2 separate regions of the Homo sapiens genome follow, and region 2 is linked to region 1. A link is an interaction called in ENCODE POLR2A ChIA-PET data of the cell type or tissue named here. Cell type or tissue: GM12878. All regions are shown on one strand. Links, peaks and the distances in the headings refer to the core of each region. The heading gives the core; the rest is flanking DNA.

Evidence for each region. ChIA-PET counts read pairs that join two places held together with the same protein. Peaks named below come from ENCODE experiments on the same cell type or tissue, not always from the same donor. Only the 100,000 strongest peaks of a DNase experiment are listed, where the experiment ranks them.
Region 2: POLR2A ChIA-PET joins it to region 1 with 6 read pairs; 1 of 35 experiments calls an interaction of 5 or more read pairs at or near these places.

Annotation. Positions count from the first base shown.
Region 1 is chr22:43,003,766-43,011,433 of GRCh38, forward strand. All of the region lies in intron 1 of PACSIN2 (protein kinase C and casein kinase substrate in neurons 2), which reads right to left. Among named protein-coding and RNA genes, the nearest start is that of PACSIN2, 7.5 kb to the right of the region's middle. RefSeq lists a silencer at 676-775 and an enhancer at 3,890-3,959. In GM12878, for the core only: no CTCF peak of the experiment used is centred there; no DNase peak of the experiment used is centred there; H3K4me3 peaks cover 233 bases.
Region 2 is chr22:42,296,632-42,304,299 of GRCh38, forward strand. It overlaps a transcript of TCF20 not described here. Among named protein-coding and RNA genes, the nearest start is that of TCF20, 30 kb to the left of the region's middle. RefSeq lists enhancers at 3,149-3,827, 3,687-3,916, 3,828-4,506, 4,507-5,185, 4,587-4,696 and 2 more. In GM12878, for the core only: no CTCF peak of the experiment used is centred there; a DNase peak (open chromatin) is centred at 4,337; H3K4me3 peaks cover 681 bases; H3K27ac peaks cover 1,063 bases.

The DNA.
Region 1 (7,668 bases), core at 3,526-7,525:
AGCATAAGATGCCTTTTAAAATGCATCTGCCGAAGATGAGGCACTCCTAAGCCAGGGCCTCTGGAATCTTCCTCCTGTCCCACGTGGGATGCATCATGGGGTGGGTGTACCAGCGAGTCACCCACGGCCTTGACCGCACCCCAGCAGCTCTCCCTTTTGTGCCCTTATCTCCCTGCTGTGTAAATGGTTGTAAACTTTCAGATTATTGAAACCAAGTTAGTTACAGACATAGATGCCGTCTTAAGCAAAGGACACACATAATCTCCCTCATGTCTATGTTTCTCAGAGGTGGGGGAGAAAGATTAATTATCTTTTAAAGATGTTCACATCTGAGAGTGATTCACAACTTACTTATTCCAGCCAGCCAGAGGAGGTGAAATGAGTGTGGGCTTCGGTAGGCAGAGCACCAGCTCTGATGGTGACCCTCTGAAGGCCACTGAATCTCTCTGAGCTTAGGTTTACTGATGGATCAAGTGGAGAGAACACTATCTGGTTGCAAGAATTAAATGGGCAGGAATGTAAAGCTTCTTGAATGGTCCCTCAGAAACTTCAGAACATGGGGGCCTGTGCAGACAGCCCCTCACCACTGACTCTGCACCCCCCACGCACATCCTCCTTGGTGGCACATGCCCAGTCTCCTTATCTGATGACACATTTGCAGGAGCAAAGGTCGCAATTGCTTAATTAAAGCATCACCACGTGCGAGCTAAGTGGCGAGCAGGCAGCCAGCTCCAGCCAATCAGACAGCTACAGAACCCACTAATAGCGGGCTTGGACGTCTGTACAGGGAGCACTGCCTGCTCTGTGGTTCCTCTGAAGACCACAATTCATGATCTTGGCACGCTCGGTTGGCGACAACATAATTTAATATAATGAAAGACAAATGCAGTTTAAAACATGAAAATGCTCACAAACTACGGTTTGGGTATCACTTTACATTAAGAAGATTTCATTTCATTCAATAGGAAACTTCAGAATACACAGTTGATCCTATCTAAAGACCACCCTGCAGGTCCAGGCAGAGGCCCCGTCACAGGCCTCCCTGGGCGCTCTGGGCTTGGGCTCAGAGGCCCATATGGGGTCCTGGCAGGTGGCCTCAGGCAAAACCACTCACCCCTTTAGCTCTGACTCTCTTTCTCCTCTAAACAATGAAAAGGGAAACAAATCAACAAGGCTGTCCTGAAAACAAAATGAGGGCTATGGAAAGCTTCTTGGTAAAATGCAAATGCCTAGACAACCAAGCTCTTTTTATTTATACTTATTTTAATTACAAAGTTATTACTTAAACATTAATCTAAAAGTAAAAGGGCAATGGTACTGTGTGGAAAACAAGGAGAAACTTCCTATAATTCTAAAGCCTTAACTATCACTGCTGCGTGTTATCTTAATACAATTTCACACAGGTGAGCAGTGCTCACACCTTTATCATTTGCTTTCTAAGTCCTATTTCCCATCACCTAGGGATAAGCTATCATTACCAGTACTCCCTTCCAATCCTGAGTCACTACGTGTAGTCAAGCAACATCCCTTCACCCCAGGGTCAGGCTTTCTAGAATCCATCACATTAAACTCAGGCAGAGAATTACCAACCCAGAAGAGAGCAAGGCCTCTCTGCATGGCAAGGCTGCCCTCAAAACCCAGGGAGGATATGACCATCATCAGGCCCTTACCCCAACAAAAGGGCCAGGTGCCAACAGCAGCTTACAAAAGGTGGTGGGGAGAAAGACAGGCCCTGTAAGTGCCAGGATATGAGGGGAGTCCATGCAGGGCCAGGGCAGGAGGCCTCACCCACACCAATGACCTGCGACTACACCCGTGACCCCGAGTCACCAAGGAAAGGTCCAAAAAGTTCTGGAAGGATTTTTAAATAGAACTGGATAAAATCACTTTGGGCACTTTAAAGGTATAGTTTGCTGGCAAATTCACTTACGTAGACTGATAGGAGAGTGACTGAATGAGCACTGTGACCAGGCACACATGCTGGGCTCCTGGGGTCCATCACCTCATGCTGCCCCGCCAAAATCCTATGAGGAAGGGCTCTCAGTATCCTGGTGCAAAGGACTGCATGTATGGATCCCCTCAAAATTCATATGTTGAAATTCTACCCCTCAGTTTGATGGCATTAGGAAGTAGGGCCTTTGGAAGCTAATTAGGCAGGGCCCTCATGAATGGGACTAGTGTCCTTACAATTTTTTTTTTTTAGTTTTTGTTGAGATAGGGTCTCACTATGTTACCCAGGCTGGCCATGAACTCCTGGCATCAAGTGATCCTCCTGCCTCAGCCTCCAAAAGTGTTGAGATTACAGGCATAAGCCACTGCACTCAGCCACTCATGCCTTTATAAAAAGTACCTGAGAGCTCTCTCGCCTTCTTTCTGTCATGTGAAGCTATAAGAAGTCAGCAATCCGCAACATGAAAAAGGACCCTCCTCAGAACCCAACCATGCTGGTACCCTGATCTCAGACTTGCAGCCTACAGAACTGTAAGAAGGAAATTTCTGTTGTTTACAAGCCACCGCATCTTTGTTATAGCAGCCCCAACTGACTAAGACACTCAAGTTTTGGAGACATTGAAACATTTGGCCAAAAGCCGCACAGTCACCTAGTGATGGAGCTCGAACCCACACCCAAGGGCTGTATGACTCCAAAACCATGTTCCTAACCTCCAAAACCTTATTGCAAAATTACCTTTCTTCTGTAGGAACTAACAGTGAAAGTGACATATTAACCTCAAGGATCTGTAAGCATAAACCATATGGAAAGAGAAACAGCCAGGCACGGTGGCTCATGCCTGAAATCCCAGCACTTTGGGAGGCAGAGGCAGGCGGGCCGTTTGAGGTCAGGAGTTTGAGACCAGCCTGGCCAACATGGTAAAACCCCATCTCTACCAAAAATACAAAAATTAGCCCGGCATGATGGCGCATGCCTATAATCCCAGCTACTTGGGAGGCTGAGGCAGGAGACTCACTGGAACCTGGGAGGTGGAGGGTGCAGTGAGCCGAAATCGCACCATTGTACTCCAGCCTGGGCGACAAGAGCAAAATTCCGTCTCAAAAAAGAAAAAAGAAAGAGAAGCAGAACCCACACAGCTACTGCATTCTCAACCAAACACGTAAATGCAGGTTAAGAGAATGAGTCAAGGCTGAGGCCATTCCCACTCGAAAAGCCCTTCTCATTAGAGTGGAGCCACTGCTTCCTAGGAACACAGATGGCAATCCTTGAGACTCCCAGAGACAGAGGTGACCTTTGTGAAATTGAGTCACCTGAATCACCCCTCCCCCATCTGCATCCCTGACTTCTCAACTGACATCTTGCTTCTCTGAAGATCTTCATCCCGGTATTTTAAATACCCAGAAACTGCTCCCCAGTGAACTGTCCTCCAGGAGAATATAAGGCAGGTCATAACCTGGAGCCTTCCCTGCCCCTAGCAGCCCCTCTCACACACACCTCTTGTTCTTTTTTTTTTTTTTTTTGAGACAGTCTCGCTCTGTCACCCAGGCTGGAATGAAGTAGCACTATCCTGGCTCACTGCAATCTCTGCCCCCAGGTTCAAGCGATTCTCCTGCCTCAGCCTCCCGAGTACCTGGGTTCACAGTCACAAACCACCACGCCCAGCTAATTTTTGTACTTTTAGTAGAGACAGGGTTTTGCTATGTTGGCCAGGCTGGTCTCAAACTCCTGGCCTCAAGTGATCCGCCCACCTCAGCTTCCCAAAGTGTTGGGATTACAGGCGTGACCCCTCTCTCCCAGCCACTCCTTGTTCTTCAGAGCTCTGTAGCTCTGCCCAGAATGGTCCTTCACGTCAGCCCCACCTGGAGAGCACCTGTGGCTCTGGCACAATCCCTCCCAAGTCACTTCCCTGAAGGTCAGCTCTCTGTAGTGTCCTGAGGACAGTCAGACCCGCCCTCCTCTGTCGTGCAGTACTTTGTACACACTACTATCTGGTACCGCCACAATGAAAAGAGAAGTTTCCAGGCCTGCTGCCTATACTGAGCTGCCTTTACAGAGCAGCCATCATCTTTATCTCAGGATTCCAGAGCTGCAGGCAGAGCCAGGGGCACCAGGCATGCAGTGGCCAGGACCACTACCTCTGACTCACCCTGCCTGTTGCCTTCCACCCACAGATGCTCCCTCCACATGAGCCACTGAGATATCCTCCAAACACTCTCAGTCCAGGGAGTGAAATGAAAATAAAAAGCAGGTACTTCCACGGGCAGCTTAATGGAGTGCCCCAGCTGGCTGCAACTCTATCAATAGTCACATCACACATGACATAACAGGAAGACAGGTGGATTCTCCACACACACTCCACATTGAGTGATGCCTGCTGTGTGCAGTACTATCAGCTTCCATGTCTGAGTATTCAAAACAGCTTTCAGAAATACATCAGAAGTATTCTTTTAAAAAATAAAAATAAAAAACATCTTTATTATGATTATTTTCATCAGAAATAAGCCACCTAACATCTGTGAGGCTCTAAAATTCAGTGGTCTTCTTTTTTTTTTGAGACAGAGTCTCACTCTGTCGCCCAGGCTGGAGTGCAGTGGCACAATCTCGGCTCACTGCAACCTCCGCCTCCTGGGTTCAAGCCATTCGCCTGCCTCAGCCTCCCCAGTAGCTGGGATTACAGGCACGCACCACCATGACCAGCTAGTTTTTATATTTTTAGTAGAGATGGGGTTTCACCATATTGGCCAGGCTGGTCTCAAACTCCTGACCTTGTGATCTGCCCACCTCAGCTTCCCAAAGTGCTGGAATTACAGGCGTTAGCCACCACGCCCGGCCTAAGTTCAGTGTTCTTTTACATATATGAGCTCTTTATATAGCTCAGAATGTGTACTCTTTCAATAAACCAAAAAAATTAGTCCATAAAATGTTAGGAATCTAGCCAGAAGGCCACAAGCAGCCACTGTTGGACAGTCCTGGCCACTGGCACAATCCACACCCAACTTTCAAACCCACCCAGCGGCTCTGGGCCCAGGGAGGGGCCTCCTAGACTGCAGAAAGCATCTCATCTGTGAGGACATACTTGGATAGGACAAGTGAGACATTTGGAATTTTTACTTAACATTTATTTCACAACTTTCTCAAGTGCTAAGCAACTGAGAAGTAGTCATTTTAATGTACTCTTTCATCAATAAGCATTAAATAAGTCTGCTCAAAACACTCAAGCCCTACAAACTGTCCCTATGAAAAATGTGGCAAGAAAAAATAACAAAAACAAATAAGTAGCCTTTTCACATACAGAAAAGGTGTTTAGTGATCCAAATTCAGAGAGAAAAACAGTCCTTTCCGGCAGATGAACAAATAGTTTCCTCTACGAGTGACACATTCTGGGATATTTGAACTGCCAAACATAACTCATAATGACAACCACCAAGGAAGCAAAACCTAATGGAAAAGCCCCAGGATGGCAACCAGGAGCCCCAGTTCTGGTCCCAGGACGGCCTCTGGCTGTTTGCTCCATCAACGTGCTGACCAAGCCTGGCCCACTTTCTTCATCACAGGAAGGAATATCTATTGCCACCTGTACCACTCAGAAATGTTTTGAGGACAAAAGAATGAGAGGTGAAAGTGCTTTGGAATGTGCATCTTCTATAAATACAAGTCATCATTATTATTAGCTCAAAGATGACCAGGAAAATAGGATTACAGAATATCACAGGTGAGAGGGAGCTTAGAGATGGAATAATCCAGTTCTTAATCTGGGTCCACGCCTATGAAGCTGTCCCCCTTCGTGGGAAGGGGTCACAGTTGCTATCAGATTTGCAAAAGGTGAAGGTCCTCTAAGTCCTTCATTTTACAAATATGAAAACTGAGACCTGGAGTTCTGTGCTGATTGTCCCAGACCTCAGGGTTGGTCAGGGAAAGGCTGGACAAGAGCCCAAGGCTCCTAGTCTCCATCCACGCTCCTCCCCCTCTGTCATCTCATATTCTTGGGAGGAAAAATAATCATATAAATTTTATCTGGCCACAGAATATGTACTATAAACCACCACACATGCACTTTCCAAAGGTACAGCAAAATCTCTAGCCTTATTTATCATTTTTAAGGCTTCTTGCGAGGTCTTTGATAGTTGAGACATCATTTTATTTTTTCTATTTTTTTTTTTTTTTTTTTTTGAGACAGAGTCTTGCTCTGTCACCCAAGGCTGGAGTGCAGTGGCACAATCTCGGCTCACTGCAGCCTCTGCCTCCCGGGTTCTAGTGATTCTCCTGCCTCAGCCTCCCGAGTAGCTGAGATTATAGGCGCACGCCACCATACCCGACTAATTTTTGTATTTTCAGCAGAGATGGGGTTTCACCATGTTGGCCAGGCTGGTCTCGAACTCCTGACCTGAAGTGATCTGCTCCTTTACTTCCCATAGTGCTGGGATTACAGGTGTGAGCCACAGCGCCCAGCCCCATTTTATTATTTCTATATTCTCATCTCCGTCTAGTTCAGTGCCTAAAATCAAGAAACACGCAAATGATTTTTTTAGGATTGAAAATAGGCCAGGTGTGGTAGCTCACACCTGTAATCCTAGCACTTTGGGAACCCGAGATGGGAGGATCACTTGAGGCCAGGGGTTTGAGACCAGCCTGGCAAACATGGCGGAATCCCATCTCTGTTTAAAAATACATATATATATATATTTTTTTTTAATTGAAAATAAAAAAGACCGGCCAGGCACGGTGGCTCACGCCTGTAATCCCAGCACTTTGGGAGGCAGAGGCGGGCAGATCACGAAGGTCAGGAGATCAAGACCATCCTGGCTAACATAGTGAAACCCCGTCTCTACTAAAAATACAAAACATTAGCCAAGTGTGGCGGCGGGCGCCTGTAGTCCCAGCTACTTGGGAGGCTGAGGCAGGAGAATGGCATGAACTCGGGAGGCGCAGCCTGCAGTGAGCCAAGATCACACCACAGGGCACTTCCAGCCTGGGCAACAAAGCGAGACTCCGTCTCAACAACAACAACAACAAAAAAAGACAAGAAAGGAAAAGAAAAAAGACCTTATTCTAGGAAACAAGAAAGACTCTATGGTGCTTTAAGTTTTATTAAGCAAACAGATGAACATGCATTTATGGGAATAAGCACAATTCAATAGGTAACTTAAGGAAAGGTGGTTTTTATTTGTTTTATGTGTGCTTTTCATCAAAATGTCAAAACTTGTGCTCTTTGGTGGCCACTGTCCCTCAAGTAGTTACCTTTGGAACTGCAGAGATACCAAAAAATGATGTATTGTGCAGAATAATTTGAGAATTCTTTGAAGCCTGTCTCCAGTCCACAGACAGAGCATACTCATCTGAACACTAAAATTCTGCAGAAATTCCTACAAAACTATCCCAAGAACCACCACTGGGACGCATCTGGAGTCTGTCTGGGGCAGGGACGAATGATACTTTCTGGTATGTGAGGGATCAGTGCCCTGGCCATAAGGAAAGACTCTACCTGTGGAATGCAAACTGCCTTCGTAACTAAGGCATTGCTGCACTGCCCTCAGGTATGCAGCTACCATTCCAAACAACCTAACTGGAAAAAAACTAAGCCAGCACTATTGCTCACATGAATGTGGTCATTAATCGCATAATCTACAGGGCGGCCTCCACAAAGCTGCCATTACAATCTGATGGCAGATAAAGCAGGCCCGAGTCAGCTGGGAGGTTCACATGAAGGTGGCCAGAGA
Region 2 (7,668 bases), core at 2,376-6,375, 710 kb before region 1:
GTCAGCCGGGAGGCAGGCCAGGCAGGGCTGAGACCCCCACCCCCAAACAGGGCTCCAGCCAGGCAGTGCGACAGGGCCAAGTTTCTCCTCACCACCCGAGCCACAAGGGGGCCCTGCTGATGCCAGCCCCAAGCAGGGCTCAGGGATGTAATCACGCTGCAGGGGGACCCAGGAGGCCCCGTCGCCATTTATTCAGCTCAGCTTTTCGCGAATGAGAAAGCAGCACGAGGAGCAGGGGGAGATTTTCAAGTCAAATAACAGTAAAAACAGCAGCAACTACAGCTGACACTCAGCAAGCACTCACTCCATGCCAGGTGCTCCATGCACTCCGGCACTGACATCTCTCCAAAGGAAGGTGCTATAGTTAAACCCACTCTACAGATGTGGCAACTGAGTTCAGAGAGGTGCAGTAACCCACCCAGAACCACACAGCAAACTGGAGAAGTCAGTTTAAACTTGGGCCCCAGAACCTGTGTCCCAACCCCTATGCACTACTGGTTCAGGCAGGCCTCAGTGCCCATACCCACAATGGATGGCCCAGCTGGGCGACCTTGGGCAAGGAGGCTGCCCATCTGGAAAATGGGCATGATCAGAGAGGGCTACGCTGTAGAACTGACCAGGGGGCTGAAAAAAGAAAAACAGGTGAGGAGCTACTTCCTGTCCCCTGCCAGGCCTGAGCAGAGGTCAGACTCCCTAGCTGGCTTAAGGGTTGGTCATATTCATGGAGCGGCAAGAATGAGGAGTGGGTCCTCATTTGCATTAGACGGTAAATCTAAGGACACTGGTTGTGCCTTCTTTTTACCAGCAACAAGAACTCATCAGAGCCCCTCCCAACCTTCTCCCATCCCCCACTGCCTCCTGAGCACCCTCCAAGGGCACAGCTGGGTGAGCCCCATGGCTGGGCTGGAGGGGCCAGACACTGGGGAGGGGCAGTTCACAGGGTCAGCCATGAAAGCCCATGATCCCTGAGCCTCGAGCTCAGCCCCCAGGAGCTTCCCCTTCATAACCTCTTCTCCCAACCCAGACCAGGCAGACTTAGGAAATACTGGCCAGAGAGAATCTTGAGCCACACAATTCAGACAAATGTGTGTGGACTCCCCTCTTGCCCCACAAACCACAACAGAAGGCCTCGGGTCGCATCCCCCCACCAGCTGGGGCCCCTGTCAGGCAGGGCCCAGCATTCCTGGCTGATGGTGAGGAGATGAGACCCAGGGTGGAAGGAACACATGGAGGGTTCACAGCAGGGCTCCTCTCTGGCACCCATGCAGAGCAGGCAAGGATGAACATGTGCTGGTTTCAGGGCTGGGCCTGGGGGTGCAAAGGTGACCGCTCAGCCCAGCTGCTCACATCTGTACAAAGTGGTGGGGCTTTTCAGCATCTGTCTTCTCAATAGACTCAAAGCAAACCCATGGGAGAGAAGGCATCACCACTGTCTCCATTTCTCACATGTCCTGAGAGGGCCAGTGACTTGCCCAAAGTCACACAGCTGATCAGGGCACAAATCCCAGGGCCCTGGTGCTCCTATCACCAGATTCCCTAGCCCGGAGGAGGGCTGAGCCCTCAGCCAGAGCCAAGGCTCAGCTTCCAGCGACTCATCCAAGAACTGAGATGGAGCAGGGGATGAGTGAGGACAGGCAGGGTTTGACATCAGCGGAGGTGCTCCTGGAGAGAGGGTAGGTGAAGGTGGGCACATGGGCGATTGACCCAAAGGGCCGACTGTTGTTGGGGCACCCATTGGGTGTGGAAGGCGACAGCAGCTGCTGCTGAGAAGTTATTCTAGGGAGACAGGAGTAGTGTCACTATGGTTTCAAGGAGGAAAACAAGGCACATGCCGGGGTGGTGACTCCAGGGCCGAAGCCTCCTTGGCTATCACTGAAGACCATCCTGCCCAGAACCCCGAAGCAGAAGGCCTGGGTCCCAGCCCTGCTGTCAAGTCTCGGCACTTCCCTGAGCCTGGGCTCTTCATCTTTGCACGGATGGTGCTGGGGGAGGGGGCAGTGGGACAGGCAACACTCTCACATCCCCTGTGGATAGCTGGGCACATAGTAGGCCTACCAGCTGGCATGGTCGCAAGTTTGCCCTAATTTCATCTATCTCTGCACTTGCCTTTTGTGGGGACACCCACCTAGATGACAAATTTGACCAAAGAAACCACAGCAGGGATGGGCCAGAGCCTGGAGGCCAGAGCAGCAGGCAGTCCCCTCCCCACCAGGCCTTCCCCAGGACAGTCCAGAACCAGCGTGCCCAATGCCCCGGCCTCCAGGAGCCATCCCTGCCTCAAGTCGGGGGAGGACGAGAGGGCCCAGGGCAGGGAGGGGCCGGGCACCACGGCCAGCACAGAGGAGGCACCCACTGGTGTGTCCTCAGCCTTAGAAGCTGTGGACCAACTGAAACAGAGAATAACCATGGCAGTGATGGGTGGGCTCCAAGGGTTCCCACACCCACCGCCTGCCCAGACCCCTGCTGTGGAGGGGAACGGAGACCTGGAGGGGTACCCCCAAAAATCTGGACTTGGCCCTGCAGGCTTCTCTGGCCTTTAGAAGGCACGGGAGGATGGGGGCAAGGGGGCGGTAGGCAGACAGCAAGAGCAACCAGTGAGCCCAGAGGACAATCACAGGGAGGACGGCGGCAAGGAGGTGAGGCCATGTCTGGCTGGGGGTGCAGGAACTGAGGGTCCTTCCCAGCCCCTCTCCCCACATCCAGCCCCCTGCTCTGGCACTCTCTCCATCTGCCTCTCACACAGTCCTTACCTTGCTCTCCCTCCCCATGGACTCTCTCTCCCATCTCCCCTCCCCACTCCTAGCCAACCTCCAATGCCCTGGGGCCTCAATTTCCCCCAGGACAAAGGGGCCTCAAGGCCTCATGAACAGAACATGCTGGCAGTGGTGGGTCACCCAGGAACCCCGAGGAACTGGAATGGGGGTGGAGGGGAATCACATGTCCCACTGGTCACCAGTCCCTCTTGCCTTTCTGTCCCAGCTAGCAGCTCTCCAACCTCTGTACCTCTCCCCGAACGCAGGCCCCCCTGCCCGCACCCCAACACTTCAAGACCTCCTAGGAGTGACCTGGCTGGGGTCTCTCTAGGTCAGGTAATTAATAGCAGGAGGGAAGTGCAATTAGCAGGTACCTGGAGTGGGGTCGGTAAGAGAGAATAGCAGAGGAGGAGGAAGTGGTGGGGATGGGGGAGGGGAAGAGAGAAGGGGGAGAAGGAAGCGGAGGGGAGGAGGGAGGAGGGAAAAGACAGAAAGGGGTAGAAGGGAAGCTTGGAGCGGGTGGAGGAGGAGGGGGAAAGGGAGCAGAGGAAGAAAGGAGAGGAGGGGAAGGAAGGGCGGGGAGGGGGAGGGGGAGGGGCGCGCTGAAATCACCCGCAACATCAAAGCCTTCCCCAGCCGCAAAGCAGTCACGTGCAGCCTGGTTCCTTTCGTTCCTTCGTTCCTTCGCTGGTAGAAGCCGCTGGGCCTGGGGCTGCTGAAGGAATTTTAAAACGAGGCAGATTGTCTGGAATATCAGGGGGTTAGGGGAATGCGGTTTTATCTCAAGGCAGGGTAAGGGGAGGCAGGTTTTGAAACCTGTTCCCCCAAGGAGAGCGGCAGGGCTTTGGGGCCTCTGCTAGGAGGCTGGGCAGGTGGCCAAGAGTGAAGACCACCCAGCTACTCCTGCCGGTGAGAGCTCGTGGCTGGGCCAGCCCAGATATCAACAGAAGCCAGAAATCTAGATTTGTATGTGAAAACTTCCCTGTTTTAATTTTGGCTCAAACTAAAAAAAAAAAGAAAAAAAGCGCCACATGGGCCAAATAGAGCATGTCCTGACTGGGGCCCAGAACCTCGGTCACCTCCCACTTCTGATGGTGGGCAGCAACGCTTTTGTTTCCCAGGGGGCACTGAGGCCCAGGAAGGGAAAGGCACTTGTTCAGGGACACACACAGTGAGTGCTCAAGGGGTGCGGGCTAAGACTTGGGGTCTCAGGACTCCCATGCCTGAAGCCTCCTGCGGTCAGCAGCCCAAGGGGCAGGGCTGTGGCTGCTGGGAAAGGGAAGTATAGGGAGGTTAGTGGCAGGGGAGGGTCTCAGAAAACCCCTCGTCCAGCCCAGGGCCAACACACTCAGCCCCACTCATCACCCTGATGACTAACCCAGGCCTGCCTCTCTGCCTTTGCCTCTGCTCAGCCCATCCTCCCTATCCACTCCTGACATTCCCTCCTCCCCCTGCCAAGACCTGGGCAGCTTCCCCTCCCCCGAGCCCCACCTGCAGAATGCACCATGCATTCAACCATTCATTCTTCTGTTGCTCCCCAAGGCCCTGAGTCAGCCTTAACCCCACCTTCAGAGGCCAGGACAGGGGAGGGTGTTTAGGATAGAGAGGTGTGGCCTCCAAGGAGGAAGCAGCTACCTCTGTAGGGTGGCGGTAGGGGAGTCTCCCCAAAGGAAGGTCCTAGGGCAGAGCATGGCATCTGCACTTACCAGGGTGGAGGTGTAAATGGCTGCTGGAAGCCAGAGGCAAGGCTGGGAGGAGGTGGATGTGGGGGTTCAGAAATGCGGAAGTTTATCTTGCGGGCACTAGGGAGCCGTTGGAGGTGTGTAAGCAGGAGAGAGGTCGGCTCAGATCTTCACTATGGGGCTGTCAGGACAAGGCGAGGATGGAGTCATTCATAGGTTCAACAAGTGTTTGCTGAGCACTTACTCTGTGCCACGCCCCAGGGAGACAGAGGAGAGCCAGACAGACAAGGCGTGCACCTTGGGGAGACAGACGTGACCACACAACCACCACCACAGGGTGAGGGGGCTATGGTGGGGGCTGGACTGGGTAAGGCACGTGGCCTGGTCCCTCCAAAGAGGAATCCACCTGCAAGGTGAGGACAGGAGGGGACACTGTTCCCAGCCAAGGAGGTGGCATGCACACAGGCCCAGAGGTGGAGAAAGCAGGGCTTCCTAAGTCAAAGTGATTCGACAGGCGGAGGTGTCTGCAAGAGCCATGCCAAAGGTGACAGAGCTCCCTGGCGTAGCTCCAGGGCAATGGAAACCTTTGGGAGGGGTCTGGGAGCAGCAAGGGAGGGAAGGTGGGAAGCAATGTTTGCAGGCTGGGGAGACCTGGCTGCGTCCCTTGGCTCCCTGAAGTCTGTCGTGGGGAACAGGGGACTCCCTTTCTCACTGCCAGCGGGCAAAACCCGAGCAGATGGGCAGCCATTCCCCTGGTAGATTTCAGTTCTCCGAGGAGGAGCACTCCAGTGCACAGCCGCTTGGCTGGACGGCCACGGGGGCTGGTGTGAGCAAGACTCAGGGCCGGCAGGCCTGGATTCCGGGCCCAGGGCTCGCAAGTACAGCTGGACGACCTCAGGCAGGTCCCTCAACCTAAGCCCCCAGAGGAAAGGCCTCTTGGAGGAGCTGGGAGAGAACCCCCTGATGGGTCTGCATGGCACAGACCCACCTCTTAGCCCAGAGCAAGAGCCGGCAAAGGAGGGACAGCTAATGGGACAGGAGGCAAAGGGGCCAGTCTGGGAGAGCTGAGGGGCCCCTCACTGGGCAGGTGCCTTGATGCTGCCTTAAGGGCACTATCGGGTGTTGAGTCCCCTTCTCCAGATGGGGAAACTGAGACCGGGGCTCCCACAACAGTCAGGACTGACACTAGATGGCACTCAGGCTGGTGGTGGCTGCAGCTGGGGGTCTCTAGGACAAAAGAGACGGTCTCTGTGGGGACCCATAGAGTGGGCAGCCTTCTCTCTCAATTCCAGCCATGGACAGCAAAGGGCGGGGGCTGAGCGTACAGAGGCAGCCTTGGTGGGGGAGGTGAGAGGCACGTTCCTCTACCCTCAAAGAGCTCCCACCCCACCCACTGGCCTCCAAGCCATGCAGGGAGGCCACTAGCCATGCCCCTTTCACAGAGGAAGAAACCAAGGCCAGGAGAGGAGGCTTTGCCAAGGTCACCAGCCAGTGGAAGGCAAAGACAGAGACCGGCCTCTTTCATCCCTGTCCTTGCTTGGTGGGATTCCTGGATGTCTCACATGGTGGGGCCAGGGCAGGGAGAAGGAGGAAAGAAAGAAGGAAGAACAGAAACAGGCACTGGCCATGACCCTGCCCTGCAGGACTTATCCAGAACCCCCCACCCACTACACTCAAATCACAGACCACCCAGCACCTCCCATCCTGTAGTTCCGGAACAATTTCTTTACCCAAATGTGTGCCCCACGCCTGGGTGCAACTTCAGGCTGGGACCCCGTCAGGTTCAACCAGAGCCTCCAGCCCTGGCACACGGCACGGGTTTAATAGATGCTGGGGTGACTATTCATGGAAACCACCACCACAGCCATTTATTGTTTTTTTGAGACAGAGCCTCGCTCTGTTGCCCAGGCTGGAGTGCAGTGGCACAATCTCCGCTCACTGCAACCTCCGCCTCCCGGGTTCAAGCAATCCTCCTGCCTCAGCCTCCCAGGTAGCTGGGATTACGGGTGCCCAACACAACGCTCGGATAATTTTTGTATTTTTAGTAGCGACGGGGTTTCACCATGTTGGCCAGGCTGGTCTCAAACTCCTGACCTCATGTGATCTACCTGCCTTGGCCTTCCAAAGTGCTGGGATTACAGGCGTGAGCCACCATGCCAGGCCAAGCAACCATCTACTGGATGTCCCCTTGTGCCAGGTTCTGCCATGCATCATCTTATTTAGTCTTCACCACGCGTACCGAGGAGCTGAGGGGTATCCACACTATCGTGCAGAGGAGACCGAGGCTCAGAGAGGTCCGGCTCAGGCCCTTGCCCCAGATCAGACAGAAACGGCTCATCCTAGTGGACACTCCGAGCGTTCGCTCGGTGCAGGGCAGGGATCCAGGCACTCTGCAGTCGAGCTCTGTAACCTGCACAACACCCCATGGGCAGCTATTACACCGTTTTCCAGCCGAGGGCATGAGTATGCAGAGAACTGAAGTAACTTGCCTGATAAGCACATGAACTGGGAATGGATTCTGGACTGTCTGGCCTCACCTTTAACTATCTCCTCCCATGATGGCCAGCCAGGTGAAGGAGCCACACTCCCACCCTCAGCTGTGCCCTGCCCACACATTCACCAGGGGACCCTTGCGGATTAGAGGAGATGGGTCTGCGGATGGCAGGGGAGTGCACTGCTTGGAAAACGCTCAGGCCAAAGGGAGGAGGAAGAGGACTGGGGGAGAAGAGGAAGCATAGAGGTGAGAGGAGGAGGGGCAGGGAGCTAGGGACAGGGAGGGAGGGAGAGGGGAATGTGGAGAGGAGGGGAGCGGGGAAAGAAAAGGGGGAGAGGGGAGAGAGAGAAGAGAGAATGGAGAAAGGGGAAGGGGAGGCAGGAGAAAGAGTGAAGAGGGGCCACTCTCTCCCAGGTGCCTGGCAGACCATACTCCAGTCTAGCTGTGCCCGGGAAGGTCTGCCCCACCCCCCTGCCGCAAGAACATCAAAGCTAGGTCCCAGCCAGCCCAAAGGTAGCGTCCTTTGAGGTTTGGCGGTGATGGGGCCATATTTCAGGCTGATATGAAGCAGGCTGTGCCCCACCCCCTCCCACTGGGAGATCCCCATCTGGGCTGTCTACTTAATACCCCATTAAGGGAGAAAATATACAGCCAGAAGCACCCCCGCCCCGCCTTAGCTGCCCGTTCCACGGAAAAGATCAAAGCTGTGCTAGATTCCCGCCTAGAAATTCCATAAATA